Regions from separate parts of the Mus musculus genome. Here region 2 is linked to region 1. Evidence: chromatin loops called from intact Hi-C (ENCODE). Cell type or tissue: heart. All regions are shown on one strand. Each heading gives the region's core, and the rest is flanking DNA. Links, peaks and the distances in the headings are about the cores only.

What was found. A loop is a pair of places that touch in the nucleus more often than their neighbours do. Peaks named below come from ENCODE experiments on the same cell type or tissue, not always from the same donor. Only the 100,000 strongest peaks of a DNase experiment are listed, where the experiment ranks them.
Region 2: it touches region 1 in a loop (2.0-fold over the local background); 7 of 42 quality-filtered maps call a loop at or near these places.

What each region holds. Positions count from the first base shown.
Region 1 is chr5:29,271,021-29,278,975 of GRCm38, reverse strand. All of the region lies in intron 9 of Lmbr1 (limb region 1), which reads left to right. It overlaps Gm42244 (a long non-coding RNA gene), which reads left to right and starts at 4,842. Exons shown (of 2, transcript XR_880915.1): 1 at 4,842-4,875; 2 at 5,320-7,214. In heart, for the core only: a CTCF peak has its summit at 4,019 (motif pointing right); no DNase peak of the experiment used is centred there.
Region 2 is chr5:29,031,940-29,039,894 of GRCm38, reverse strand. No RefSeq gene overlaps it. Among named protein-coding and RNA genes, the nearest start is that of Gm35881, 27 kb to the right of the region's middle. In heart, for the core only: a CTCF peak has its summit at 3,053 (motif pointing right); no DNase peak of the experiment used is centred there; H3K27ac peaks cover 611 bases.

The DNA.
Region 1 (7,955 bases), core at 1,046-6,045:
GACAGAAAACAGAATCCTGGTGACATGTTTAGGAAGGGTGACACAGGCACAGTAAACAGCCGAGGTTGGGCAGGTGGAGATCAGGGATTTCCCACTGTTGTACCCACACAGTCTGTGCAAGCAGAACTGTTTACTTCCAGGGCTCGGCAGTGAGGACCCATTACAGTAATCAGGAGAAAATCATTTATAGCTCTTCCCAGTGTTAAGAGGCTGCATATACCATAACATGCTTAACTGTTTAAGTAATGCAGCAGCATTAATTGAAATAATTAGATTTTGTGCGTGTATAGCCCATGGGTGTACTGGATAACTTTAGAAGTTCTATAATGAATAGAAATTATTTTTTTTTGTTTGAGTTCAAAACATTTACAGCTCTTTTAAGGTAATTTATTTTTAAACTATTAAAGTCTTTGAACTATAATTCAATTCTGTTAGGCACTATTTTCATCTTTGTGATAAAAATTTGTATATCACTTTTGGAGGAGTGGCAGTTTCTTGCTTGTTTTATTCTAAGTAAGTTTTTTTTTTTTTCCAGTACTGGAGATTGAACACTGGGCCTTCTTTGTACATGCTAGCCAGGCCCTCTACCACTGAGCTCTCGCCAGCCTCTTGATCCTAATCTTTTTTTTTTTCTTTCTTTTTTTTAAGGCTGTTCACATTAAAATTTACATTAACTCTTTATTCAGAGCACAGAAGCAGTAGCAGTTTTTTCTAGGTTTTAATACCGTTGGGTTCTGAAAAACAAAGGGGCTGAGGAGAACAAGCTGTGCCTGTGCAGCCTCTCTTCCCGGACCTCGGGGACCTCGGCCAGCTTCTGTGTCATTGTCAGTATTTGATTCTTGCTACTTAGAAGTTGAGTTTCAGGGTTTTGTGAAGATACTGAAACTCAGGATTTATCTGTGGCTGCTTTGTCATAGTGCTTTCTGTCAGGCACTTGTGTTACCGCTGTACTGCAGGCAGTTAGGATATTGCTTATCTAATGTCATTTATAGATGGCGAACACAATAGCTTTCTTAATCAATGAGTAAAGAATACCTCTTTGAATAGGGATATAAGCACCATATGTCAAGTACTATAGTAGGCTATATGTATAAATTACTGTATTTGTTTGCCTACACATCACACACACACACACACACACACACACACACACCTCTAGGGAAATATTTTGGACTTCAACTCTGGGATTCTATGCAAAGTGTTTGGGCATAGTCAGACAGCCTAGACTTGATAGTGTATCTTCAGAAGGCATTTGTATAAATAGGGATGAAACAGTGACAGAAGTCAAAATTTATTTGGCTTCTTGGTCCCTTTGAGTCACTTTCATATAATAAAATGTAGTTCAAACAAATTATTTGCTGCAAGAGTGACTGAGGGAAGCATAAACTAAAAGGGCCATTTTGGGAAACAAAGCCGAAGACTGTGGATCATGTGTCATACATAGTCCTTGGAATTAGGAAGAGAAGTTGTATTATAAAACTCACACTCAAAAAATCGGAATGTGATTCCATATATTTCAGCTTTCTTTCAACCACATCTGTGTGAATGCTGGTGTTACCATATTTGATGGCAGAATAAAATATGAAGGATAAAGGGTGGTCTTAACATCTTGTCTACTTCAAGATCTATAGTGCTTGTGTCTGAAATAGAAAAAAGACCAAAGCATTTTTTCATTGTATCTAACATTACATAATATTTTTAAAGCTGGTTGTCTTAATATTTTTGCCCTTGCTTGCAGTTATTAGTAGTGAAAGTAGGTTTGCATAGCCACCGTTTTTGAACATTTGAAGTCCTATAATACCGGGATCATAGTCATGTGACATCAGAAGCCAAAAGATACAATAATGTTAATAGCATAGAGGTGGTTTGTCTGTGTCTGTGTGTCTGTGTGTGCATGTGTCTGTGTCTCTTCTACAGGCAACCTCAGTGTTAGTACACAAACAACAGATCTACTGGAGATTTGGACATGAGGCTTCAGCATCTGGATGCCTCAAACACATGTGGTTTCTCTGGGGACAGTCCTTTTGCTCAGTCCTAAGGAGCCTTGGGTTTGAACAATCACTTTTCTATTACTTGAAATAATTATCACAACTTGAAAAATCTCTCATTCTTAGAGATGGAATTGCTGGTGAAATTTAAAGTTGTAACCAGTTAAAATTTTATAGTTACTTGGATCAAAATTTTAATCTACCCCTTTTGTTTATATGCTAAATTAAAAAATATAAAGAGAATTGGTTTATACTACTTTTGAATAATTTAGTACCCTGATTGATTTAAGGTACAGAATTGTTGTGGAAATAACTTTATTGCATCAAGCTATTTTAATTGTATGCATGCCTAGTTCAAATGTATGTTTGTTTAAAAATACATTGTATATTTAATATCTGTCCTTGAACATCTGATGTCCTTGAACAGCTGAGACTGTCTTGTCCATTGGATAAACTCAGATGTTGAAGAAATGCTGGAGTTTGGGAAATTCTGTTATCTTGGGAGCAAAATATTTTCAGTACCACACCAGTTTTTCGACTTAAGAATAAAGTTGGGAAGAATGCCTTCAGCTATTAGTTTTCCTGAATCCAAAGACATGGGTGGGGCAGGATCAAAAATACTCATTTGATCAAAGTTATTGGCTCTGAAGGTATTCTTACCTGTGTAAGGAAGATGAAAGGTGTTGTTTTTATTGCATGCTAGTAACAGTGTAATTTTGAACTAATTGGTGTTGAACTGCCAATCACCTGGGGGGAATGCAAATAGATACACTTACAATTTCCTTTGAGGTAGTGAAATCTTATGTCAGAGCTGGAAGAAAAACAGTAAATTGACCTTAAATGAGCTGCTTTGTGGTTTTCTTGGAGAATCCCTTTTTATTTTTTTGGACTTGTCCAAACAGGTTTTTGTCTGCGATTTGACTTATTGACTAGACAATGCTGACACTGAACATTTTGGGTTTGTTTTGAAATAAAATAATGATAGTATAGTTTTTAGGATGTTTTCATTTTTTGCACAACTTAAATTTATATAATGGTTGAGTGTTTGTTTACAGTGTGTCATATATCCTCATACTGGCCATTATTGAGTTTTGATCATTTGTAATGAAAGATTCTGTCCCCCAAAGCTTGATTTTTGTTTGAGTATTAATATATTAGCATGTAATGAAGGAAGGGAATGACCTGAAAACTCATTTTGAGTGACTTTTTGGAGGACAGTAGGAATGTGGTCTTGGTTTTCATGGAAGGTCGCATCACCTCTCATGTCCTGGGAGTTAGTCACCTGAGGTAAAGAGCCCATCCAGAAGCGCGACTTCAGAGGATTGGAGAGACGGCTCACTGATTGCTCTACCAGAGGACCTGGGTTTAATTCTCAGCACACACAATAGTTTACAACCATCTATAACCCCAGTCACAGGGAGTCTGACACCCTCTTCTGGCCTCTGAGGGCACTGCATGCATGTGGTTCACAGACATAAACATTTAGGGAACACACCGTAGACATAAAATAAAAATTTCAAATATCTCTTGTTATTTTTCTCTGAAGAAACATGCATTCAGTGTTCTAGACATTTGTACTAAGCCTTGTAGACGTACCATGAGGTAGGCTGCTACTCTCTTCACTTAATTTCAGATTGACACCAGAAATACTGTCCTGGTAGCCATTCTTTTCCAAAGTTCAGAATAGTTATCAATTGTTCTCCAGGCTTAAAAATGATTAATATCACTGTTAGATATTTTACAGTTTGATTTAAAGGTATTTAGCAGTCTTACAATCCTGTGCTGTCCCCTGCAAGTCTTCGTTTCTTCTTTCCCTTGGAGATGCCTACTAACTTTGTGTCCTAATTGCTTCCCTTTTGCTTTGGTTGCTAGAACCTGAAAACTAAATTTGTAGCTAAACTGTAGTAGTTTTGGGTCACAGTGCTTGAATATCTGTGTACTTGATGTGTAGTCCTACTCTTGTATAAATAAAAGTTGAATATTAATGAATAAAATAATGAAGCCAAGGCATCCTGGAGACACATAGAACTTTCAGCCAACAGGTGGCACTAGATCTCTATTTTTAGTGATGTGAGGAAATAAGGGGACACAAATGGGAAACTTAGGATCTGTGACTCTAGGATCTTAAAAAAGAAGGCTAATATCCACTTATCAGTGAGCACATATCATGTGAGTTCTTTTGTGATTGGGTTACCTCACTCAGGATGATGCCCTCCAGATCCATCCATTTGCCTAGGAATTTCATAAATTCGTTGTTTTTAATAGCTGAGTAGTACTCCATTGTGTAAATGTACCACATTTTCTGTATCCATTCCTCTGCTGAGGGACATCTGGGTTCTTTCCAGCTTCTGGCTATTATAAATAAGGCTGCTATGAATATAGTGGAGCATGTGTCCTTCTTACCGGTTAGAACATCTTCTGGATATATGTCCAGGAGAGGTATTGCGGGATCCTCCGGTAGTACTATGTCCAATTTTCTGAGGAATCGCCAGACTGATTTCCAGAGTGGTTGTACAAACTTGCAATCCCACCAACAATGGAGGAGTGCTCCTCTTTCTCCACATCCTTGCCATCATCTGCTGTCACCTGAATTTTTGATCTTAGCCATTCTGACTGGTGTGAGGTGGAATCTCAGGGTTGTTTTGATTTGCATTTCCCTGATGATTAAGGATGTTGAACATTTTTTCAGGTGCTTCTCAGCCATTCGATCAGCCACCAAACGCAGACACTATTGCATACACCAGCAAGATTTTGCTGAAAGGACCCTGATATAGCTGTCTCTTGTGAGGCTATGTCAGTGCCTGGCAAATACAGAAGTGGATGCTCATAGTCAGCTATTGGATGGAACATAATGGTGGAGCTAGAGAAAGTACCCAAGGAGCTGAAGGTGTGGAACCCTATAGGTGGAACAACAATATGAACTAACCAGTACCGCAGAGCTCGTGTCTCTAGCTGCATATGTATCAGAAGATGGCCTAGTCGGCCATCATTGGGAAGAGAGGCCCCTTGATATTGCAAATTTTATATGCCCCAGTACAGGGGAACACCATGGCCAAGAAGCGGGAGTGGGTGGGTAGGGGGGTGTGGGGCGGGGGACGGAGGGCGGGGAGGGTACAGGGGACTTTTGGGATAGCATTTGAAATGTAAATGAAGAAAATACCTAATAAAAATTAAAAGAAAAAGGCATTTGAATTTCCACAGTGGCCCATAGTGAACCTATGTGGCCCAATACTCCTTGGCATCTTTGCTTGAAAATGATCACTGTTTGCCTCTACTAGTCAGGTTAGCTTTCTTTCTTCTGATTCAGTTCTTTTGGCTTCTTGCTCTTTAGTCCCCAAGAAGACCAAGCCTTGGCGAACTTCCAGCTGTTTGAAGTACCATCTGCCCTAATTAGGTATGAAGGAAGCAGCGGTAAAGACAGAAAACAGAAGCAGGGGCACTCATTTAGGGCCAGTGCACCTAGCAAGTGAGACTTATTTAAGAGTAAATTGGGGAGACAGGAAAGAATTTGTACAAGATAGAATTTGTACCTATCCTCCAAATGTAACAAGATGGGTCAAGGAGATGTATGAGAAAAGAAAACAAAACTATCTAGAGCTTAAAAAAAAAAAAGCAGTAAAAAGTGATGACCCAAAGATGCCCATTTCTAATCTCCAGAACCTGTGAATGTGGTACTTTGCAAATATGGTTAGAATAAAGGACTTGATATTCATGGGCATACAGGGTATCTGGTAGGTGCAGTGTAAGACTGCAGGAGGATGGCCAAAGAATGGAAAAGACAATGGAAGCATAAGTGGGAGTGGTTTGAAAAAGGTCTGAGAGCCAAGGTATGCAATTAGCCTTGAAGTGCTAGAAAAGACAAAGGTTGACTCTCTCCCAGAATGCCCTAGGGACCATCTTGCTGACATCTTGATGGTAGGACTATAGACATCAAGAACTACAAGACAATAAATAAAAGGCTTATGGTAATTTGGTCCAGCACCATTAGGAAGTTAATATCGTCTTTCTGAAAAATTAATCACCTGGCTGATTGTGGTAGAAAAAATCTTGTGAATCACAGACCAGACTATAGGAGAAAACCATTGATGAAATAATAATTATGGACCACTGAGGTAAGGTCCTAATGTAAGCACATATATAGATGGAAAGAAACTAACAAGGAAGAAAAGGTGGTCAAGTAAATAACAGGGAAAGTTCATCAGGCTGACGCCGAGTGCAGATTCAAAGCCATAGAGGCTCACAGGAGAGATTACCACATGGACATTGATATCTCTGCTATTGTATGCCTTTTCTCTAAACAGGGATTTAAAACACTGAAATTTATCCTACTGACTTCCAGATATGATGTAGTTGAGCTGGTGCCTAACTAGAGTCTTCACCCCTCCTGACTAGTATACATGGTACCAGAAGGTACTGAGTTTGCTACTAGAGAAGAAAGGTAACTACCAGCTCAGCTATAAAGTCTTCTGATCTGCAACAGTGACCTATCTGTGTGATATGCTGGTATAATAGTGGCACAGACATTGTGGGAGTAGCCAGCTACTCTGATTTAAGGCCCACTCCAGGAGTTGGAACCTATGCATCACACTGCTTTGGTAGCCAAGAACCCGAGACTAGATAGGTCTTGGGTCTAGGGTAAAATAAAATACTATTGTCCTGTTAAAGGAACATAGCAATAAAATGACATATATGTATGTATATATTCGTGTGTATATACTCATGTGTATACACACACACACACACACATTCTGCAATACACCATTGCTCAGCCATCTTCCATATTTAGGTGGGTACTACTACAGAAACCTACAACTGAACAATTAATGAAGAATGAGAGATTTCTGAATATTGAGTTCCAAATGGGATGTCTTCATCAAACCCTTCCTCTCAGGGATCAGGGAACTATGCAGAAGAGGAGGTGGAAAGATTGTTAGAGCCAGAAGAGATGGATGACTCTAAGGAAACAGTGTCTTCCATACATATACAGAATTGATGCACATACAAATTTAGAGACATTCACAGGATCTGCACAGGTTCAAGCCAGGGGAGGGGGAGGATATTCAGGAGCTGCGAGGAGAATTGTAGACATGATCTGCTCAAGAAGCCATCTCCAATTGACAAACCACTTGCAAAGAAAAATTGTTTTTTTCCAATGGGGTTTCATTGGGTATATTAACCACACTTAAGAGTAGGCCCCATGTCCTGTAGTAGGTGGTCAGCAAAAAATAAAAAATGAATCCAATGGTATTTTTTGTAGACTTTTTGTCTCATATTGCTCTGTTTGAACACAGTTACTGGTCTCTTATATATTATGGTTTCTATATTTTTTTTTGTTTTTATGGGTTTTGTTTGCCTGCTTTCTGAAGAGAGATAAAAAGAAAGGAAAGAAAATGTAGAATTGGGAGGGTAAGGGGAGTGGGGAGGATCTGGGAGGAGTTGGGGGAGAGGAAATTGTCATCAGAATATATTGTATGAAAAATTATTTTTGATAAAAAACATTAAAAAAAAGAGTTGTGTCAAACTTACCATCTGCAGCTTGCAGTTGTGAAGAGTTACACATGTTACTTATTGACTAGGCCCCGCCCCCCCCCCAAAAAAAAAGTAGTCTTGGTATATTCCTTTGACATTTCTGCATTGGCACCTGCATTGACACCAGACACTAATCTAACTACTGCACAGAATGAAAAATGTAACAGTACTGAAATAATATTTAAGCAAGATGAGGATTTGGAAGAAGGGGTGGGGAGCAGTGAGGAAATGGTTAGCTAATGTGAGTTTCACCATGACACGGAATGCTTTACAGACTAGCAGGCTGACTCAGTAGGAGTGACACAAGTGAGAAGGTAAGCACTGGAATACGCAGGAACAGTCCACACATTTGCCCTGCACGGAGGGAAAGTGCCAGTCTGTACACATCAATCTAGTGTGTGGGAGGCACAGTTTAGTCCCTTGATGTCACTGTTGAGC
Region 2 (7,955 bases), core at 1,124-6,123, 240 kb after region 1:
TCCTAAAGAAATAGAAGCAGTCATTAAAAGTTTCCCAACCCCCAAGGAGCTAAAGAGATCTGCAACCCTATAGATGAAACAACAATATGAACTAACCAGTACCCCCCCAGAGCTCGTGTCTCTAGCTGCATATGTATCAGAAGATGGCCTAGTCGGCCATCAGTGGAAAGAGAGGCCCATTGGTTGTGCAAACTTTATATGCCTCAGTACAGGGGAACGCCAGGGCCAAGAGGGAGTGGTGGTGGTGGTGGTGGTGGGGGACTTTTGGGATAGCATTGGAAATATAAATGAAAAAAATACCTAATTAAAAAAAAAAGTTTCCCAACCAAAACAAGCCCAGGACCAGATGGTTTTAGTGCAGAATTCTATCAGATCGTCAAAGAAGACATAATACCAATACTCTCCAAAGTATTCCATAAAATAGATACAGAAGGAGCACTACCCAATTTGTTCTGTGAAGCCACAGTTACGCTGATACCAAAACCACACAAAGACCCAACAAAGAAAGAGAACTTTAGACCAATATCTCTTGAGTATCGATGCAAAAATACTCAATAAAATTCTCACAAACTGAATCCAAGATTACCACAAAATAAATGATCTTTCACCAAGATCAAGTAGGCATCTTCCCAGGAATGCAGGGATTGTTCAATATAAGGAAATCTATCAGTGTAACCCACTAGATAAACAAACTCAAAGGAAAAAAAGACCATGCTCATTTCATTAGATGCTGAAAAAGCATTTGCCAAAATTCAGCATCCCTTCATGTTAAAAGTCTTGGGAAGATCAGGAATTCAAGGCCCATGTCTAAAACTGTTAAAAGAAATATACAGTAAACTAGTAGCCAACATCAAACCAAATGGAGAGAAACTGAAGCAATCCTACTAAAACAGGGACTAGACAAGGCTGCCCACTCTCTCCTTATCTATTCAATATAGTACTTGAAGACCTAGCCAGAGCAATTAGACAACAAAAGGAGGTCAAAGAATTACAAATTGGAAAGGAAGCAAGTCAAATATCATTATTTTTAGGTGACATGATAGTATAATTAAGTGACCCTAAAAAAATCCATCAGAGAACTCCTCCTGCTGATAAACAACTTCAACTGGATATAAAATTAGCTCAACCAAATTATAAACAGGTTGAGAAAGAAATTAGGGAAGCAATACCCTTCACAATAGTCACAAGTAATATAGACTATCTTGGTGTGACTCTAACCAAACAAGTGAATGATCTGTACAACAAGAACTTCAAGTTTCTGAAGAAAGAAATCGAAGAAAACCTCAAAAGATGGAAAGATCTCCCATGCTCATGGATTGGCAGGATTAATATAGGAAAAATGGCCATCTTGCCGAAAGCAGCCTACAGGTTCAATGCAATCCCCATCACAACTCCAACTCAATTCTTCATAGAGTTAGAAAGAGCAAGTCTCAAACTCATTTGGAATAACAAAAAATCCAGGATAGCAAAAACTATTCTCAACAATAAAAGAACTTCTGGGGGAATCAACATCCCTGACCTCAAGCTATACTACAGAGCAATGGTGATAAAAATTGTATGGTATTGGTACAGAGACATACAGGGAGAACAATGGAATAGAGTTGAAGACCCAGAAATGAACCCATACATCTATGCTTACTTAATCTTGACAAACGAGCTAAAAACCACCCAGTGGAAGAAAGACAGCATTTTTAACAAATGGTGCTGGCTTAACTGGTGGTTAGTATGTAGAAGAATGCAAATTGATCCATTCTTTTTTAATTTTGATTTTTTATTAGATATTTTCCTTATTTACATTTCAAATGCTATCCCAAAAGTTCCCTATACCCTCCCCCCACATGCAAACACCAAACCCAGACACTATTGCTGATGACAAGAAGTGCTTGCTGATAGGAGCCTGATACAGCTGTATCCTGAGAGACTCTGCCAGATCCTGACCAATACAGATGAGGATGCTCACAGCCAACCATCGGACTGAGCAAAGGGACCCCAATGGAGGAGTTAGGGGAAGAACTGAAGGAGCTGAAGGGGCCTTATCTGGCATCAATGGGAGGGGAGGCCCTTGGTCCTGTGAAGGCTTTATGCTCCAGTGTATAGGAATGCTAGCTCTGTGAGGCAGGAGTGGGTGGGTGGGCAGGGGAGCACTCTCATAGAAGCAGTTTAAGGGGGAATGGGATAGGGAGTTTGCAGAGGGGAAACCAGGAAAGGGGATTACATTTGAAATGTAAACAAATAAAATATCCAATTTAAAAAAAAAAGAAATTAGAGCGAAGACTGGCTAGGTAACTCTCTATACCACTCACAGCTCCATCCATGCAGCAACTGGCCTCCCTCCATGGTGTCAGTGTGGCCAGTTATGGTAGTTATTGTCTTAGATCAGGTACACCTGCAAGGGCAGACTTCCTTCCCATGCTGCGTGTAGACAGATACACACTGTAAGGATGCTCCTATCTTGGGGAAGCAAACGTATATTCTGGTCTTGAATGCTTTCAGTTTTATTTTCTTAACTACTTTGAAGGATTGACTTCCCTTCAAAAAAGGAAAGCTAATTTGAGGGGCGGGGATTAACTGTGAAGAATTAACTTTTAATTCTTCCAATCAACTTTAGATATATGACTCTATGGGAAACACTCTGTGGCTTTGGTAAAGTACTTGTATCTGGTGTTTTGGTGACAAGGAGTTAGCAGCACTTCCACTTGGGGAGCAAACAGGAAGGATCCGTGGGAGTTACTGTGCTTGGGAGCTCAGGGCTGACAGCAGCAGAACCTTACAGAGTCACACTCAGTTCACTTGCTGGTAAGAACCAACAGTTTCTTTCCATGGTTATCTTCTGGTTGGGTTTGTTGTTTGTGATTTAATGTGTTGAAAGGCATGTAGCGCATGCGAGTGCACGTGCGAGCGAGTGAGCGAGAGTGAGCGGGCGCGCGCGCGTGTGTGTGTGTGTGTGTGTGTGTGTGTGTGTTTTATGTTCTTCTTCTCAGGTAACAAAGACTTAGTTTTAGTTTTAGTACTTCAAGTTGCCTAAATCAGTTCTTTGTGGGCACCAGAGGGCGCCAACGTAGGTTCTTTTACTTGTGTTAGCACATTATTTTAAAAATGAATTTAGGGTTACGGCTGCTGGCGTTCTGGGAATTTGTTTTACTGTTCAGTTTGCGAACAAGATGTTCAGCGCCTGTGCTGATGCTCTGTTCTCATCTGTGGCTCTATGTTCAGGGAAAGTGGTAGGGAAGCAACTCTCCCCGAGGCTGTATGCTGCGAAGCTTGGATGCCTTTGATCCCCTTATAACTTAAAAAAAAAGTTCTTTCTTGTAACCTGTTGAAAAGTGATTTCCTAAGAGCTATTTGTATTAGAATGTTAGTGGCTATTTTACTGGAGGAATAAATAATGATGCTCATATAAATGATTGGGTTGCTGGCAGAGCCTTGGCTGTTGGTGACAAACCAGTGAAGAAAAACTTAAGGTTTATATCTACAGGCACGTAGGGAGGCATGTCTGTAATCCTGGCATTGGAGGTGGGCAGGACAATCACTGAGAGTTTGAGGCCAGCCTAGTCCACAGAGTGGACCTAAAAGAACATCTTAGAAGAATATAACCAGGGCCTGGTAGATGGCTTAGGAGCAAACTTATACTGAGCCGGATGACTGGAGTTTGGTCCTTGGTAGGGTGGAAGGAGAGAACCATCTCCTACAAATTATATTCTGTTTTCCAAACATGTGCTATGACATATATACTCAAGTACACATTCACATGTGCCTGTACATGCTCGCTCACACACACACACACACACACACACAAATAAATAAACAATCTAGAACCCCAAATCAAAACAGAACACCTCATTTGCATTTACTTAGGGCTACCAGTGTTCTTTGTGTCTGTGCAGATAGCCACTGGATGGGCTGAATATGATTTATCAAATTTGGCTTTCCTTGAGTACATAAGAGTATTACAATTAAGAATGTTCATCATGAGCTTACAATTAACAGTGACGTTCGTTGGAACGTTGATTTGAACTCTGTGGAGTGTGAAGCAAAGGGACAGGGTGTGATGTGCACATGCATGCAGTCCTTCTAGACTTGATGCACTCCAGTTTGAAAGCATTGTTTACTCTTTTAGCTAGCGCAGAATAATACACCCCACAGGTGCTTCGGGCAATCAGGCCAGCTTCTTTGTTGAAAGTACAGCTTGGGTTGTGCATTCTTCCAGCTGACCCTTTATTTTTACCAAAATACCTCTCCTGCTGAATTTCTATTTTGAGGCTAAGAGGAGTCTTTTCTTTCTTGGGCAAGACTGCACATCCCTCTGTTCATAAGACAAAGGGTGCTGTAGGGAGGTGAAAGGCAGCTGCTCGGACAGAGTGGCAAAGAGGAGCTCGGGCAGCTCTCTTAAAGCCTGCTGCAGGGCGTCTATGATGGGGTAGTCAATTGTCAATTGACTGAGGAAGGCAAACTCCTCTGTGAGAGGATGGATAGCTGAGAGGGGAGGTGGAGGAACAAGGTCAGATGGGCACTGGAAATAAAATTTGTAGGATGAGGTCTGTAGGGCTGTGGGCCAGTGTAGTCCTTGAGCTTAAAATCCTTGAGAATGATCAGATGGGTTGGGAGCACGTGCAGTATGTCTTTTTGCCCACCCTCTTCATTCCCTTTGTTAATTTTCCCCATTTCAGGTTTTTGCGGCATGACCGTGAGAAAGTGCTCCAGGCTTCTTGTACCCAAACTCCTTATCTGTGGTGATCCTCCTTCCAGGGTTGAACAATCTCTTAATTTGCAGACTACCACCCAAGTGAATAATCAAGAAAGATGAACACCGTGTACTAGTGACAGGTTTCCTGATGGGAGAATGATATAAACTCACTTGCATATTAATTATGTTCCTTGGAGGCCATGCCTTCACCCTGACCATGCTGTAAAGAATTAATAACTGTCCCTTGCAATCTCATTACAGTGGAATGGAGACCTACATCTTTCAGCCTGGAAGGGAAGTGTGCCCTTTATTGTATCATCTGACATTTATTCACTCCATCAATTATCCAGCAAGTGTTGTTTAAGTGTGTTCTAGGGTTGTCTTGGGCTGGGACTTCTACTCCATCATACAGACTTTGTCCTTGAGAGATCTGCTAAGCTATACCTCTTGCCAGTTCTGTGCTGCCTGCTGGTTCTATACCCTTGGATGCTTTATGACCTCTGCATAACCTATAAAGAATTGCATGTAGTCTTTGGCATGTGGGAGGAAACTCATTAATGAGGTTTATAGTCACAAAATTTAGTTTAGATGTTGAGAATGAGCTGAGGAGGAATAAGTTATGGAACCATTTCTTGTTTCATATATACGATCCTACACCACAGGACGAATGTGTGACTTTGGTCTAGGCAGGGGTTGTGAGTCTTGCCTAGAAACAGCAGAGAACAGCATGAAGCTAGGTAAGAGCCTACCTCTTTTACCAAGCTGAGACCAAGCTCAAGAAGGCAGCAAGAGCTGCTAAGATGGTCAGGAACAGTGAGTGCTCAGCAGGAACTCAAGAGACCTCCCAGAACAGTGCCCAGTGGCACAGGAAGCCAGATGAAAGTCTGGTGGAAAGGAGTTTCTGCGACCTGTGGGTGAGAGGACAATTTCCCTCATTTTCCAACCTCTCCCTCAGCCCCTCAGTCATCCACTATGGACTATGGCTGGCTTTCTGGTTGGGTCAAACTAGTGATAATGAGTTAGAGGTCCCTATAACCAAGTGCCCACTCAAAAATTTTGGGGACCTTCTTATCCCAACTCTTCGTGTGCAATGGCATTCATATGTGGCCACCATGTGCACACTTCTGATGGGAATGTGAGTTACTGACTAAGTGGACGCTCCCTAAGCTGCTGGTCCATGCACCCCACTGAAGGCTGCAGGCTTCATCCCTGGGCTTCCTGCTCAGGGAAGGCCTGGGGCCTGCAGTTCTGTTGCTGTATCTCACTACCCACATCCTGGAGAATGGGAGTCAGCAAGAATACCTGATCTTGGCAGGAAGTGCAGTCTGTTGTTGTGCAAGCCAGACAGGACCATAGAGTTGATGACTGTCGCTGACTGGACTGGGGAGCTTTTCTTTCCTGTCATCCACAACTCATGACTTCAGCTCTTCTCTACGTCAAGAATTCCAACCATTCAAGGCAGGAAAACCACTTCAACTCTTAAGTGACAAAAAGCAGTGCCAACTTGGAGGGGACCAGTGACCGACGGGTACTGTCCTTTTCTCCCCTCACACAAAGCATTCATCTAATTAGCTGTTTACTGTGGGGCAGGGCTGGCCACTTGCCTCTGTCTTATAGAGCAGGAATGTGGATTTGGCAGCTTATTTGTCATGACCAATCCATTGTGAGATAATTTGTAGAGTTTCTACATTTTGTTGTTTCAGATATAAGGCTCAGTCCATACACTGAGTCAAAGTCTAAATGGGTTCAGATAACAGCAGCAGTAGCTTTTTTCTCAAAGGCATTGGAAGAACAATAAAACATAGTCACTACTAAATTATGCTGTGGGCTGAAGAAGATTTTTGCCATTAATTGGATCTAGGCCCTCTGACCTTCCTACAGGAAGCAAACTAAAGGTATAATAATTTTTATAAAGATGAGCTTTCTGTACTTCCAGTAATTTTAAAAAGAGCACTGAAATAATTTCTGGACTCTGAAAGAAGTCTGACTTGACTGTTGTTGAGATAGATAGAGCTCTGATTTCCAAGATTTCCCCTTTCTTCTCTCCCCAACCCCCAGCCAAGTGAGGCTGACACAGGCAGTGACCTGAATGATAGCTCACATTCAGGAACAAAAGTCTAACTGGGCACATGTATACATCTTCTGATAAAGTCTTACAATCTCCTGAAAATGTAGTTACACAGAAGTAACATGCACACCTGTCAGCCACAGTGCACGTGGGCAGTGATGTTCCCTCCTTAGAGATTTACAAAACTCTGAGGCTACAGTGTGGGAAGGGCAGGAGCGTCCCAAAGATTTTCCAGGTCACCTGGCTTGATGAGAGAGGAGGTCACATAGCTTTGGGTTTTTCATTGAGTTCTGTGTAATTTTGCTTTTGAGTTCTGGCTGTTTTACATGCCCTTTGTTTCCTATGCTGTCTGAGTCACTGTTGGTCTAACTCACTCTGCTGAACCCAGTCAGTTGGCTCAAGATTCTTATCATTTTCTAACTGGTATTTATCATTGGCTGATAGGACTGAGTTAGGGCTCACAATGTCACTAACATTATAAAAAGACCAGATCATTTTAGCACAGTTAACAGTAGAGACCTGATCAGCGCCAGGTCTGTGTGTGGCCCACAGTGGACATCTGGTGGTAGCTCAACTGCTAATGGAGACCTGCATACAACTTTGAGGTGCATCATGTGCTGTTGGAATAGGTTTGACCATGAGTCAATTATCTTTCTGTAGTATAAACTACCAAATAATTCAACATTCAGATGTAAGCTTGTGGCTTGAAGAAAGTTGCACAGATCTCTCACTTAAGGGAACTTGTGGGAAAACATGAACCAATCATTTTGTTCAGCAATAATTGTAATATGCAAAAATCTGTCTCTGTGCACACACTTTTATACATTTGTTTCTATAAAATGATTAAAAAACATAGATGCGTCTTTTCATGTGCCTTCTTTGTGCAGCTGTGGAAAGATAATTAACTATATCCATGAAGCAGTTTAAAGTAAAGACATGAAATAAGCAATTATTCATTCGTCTGTCAGGGTTGTTTGTAAGTGAGGTCAAAAAGATGTTGACTACATGGCTGAATGCTTTGTTTGAAATAAGGATGTGTGATTTTTGAGTGAAGTTATTAATGATGTGACAAAAATCTTGAAAACCACTCATTCCAGTGGCAAACTCTAACAAAAGCCTGGTAATAATAAGTCAGTTGCAGGGACATGGACTTCGCATACACAGTATGGCTTCTCCACCATATTTTTTTGAGGCTGGGTTTCT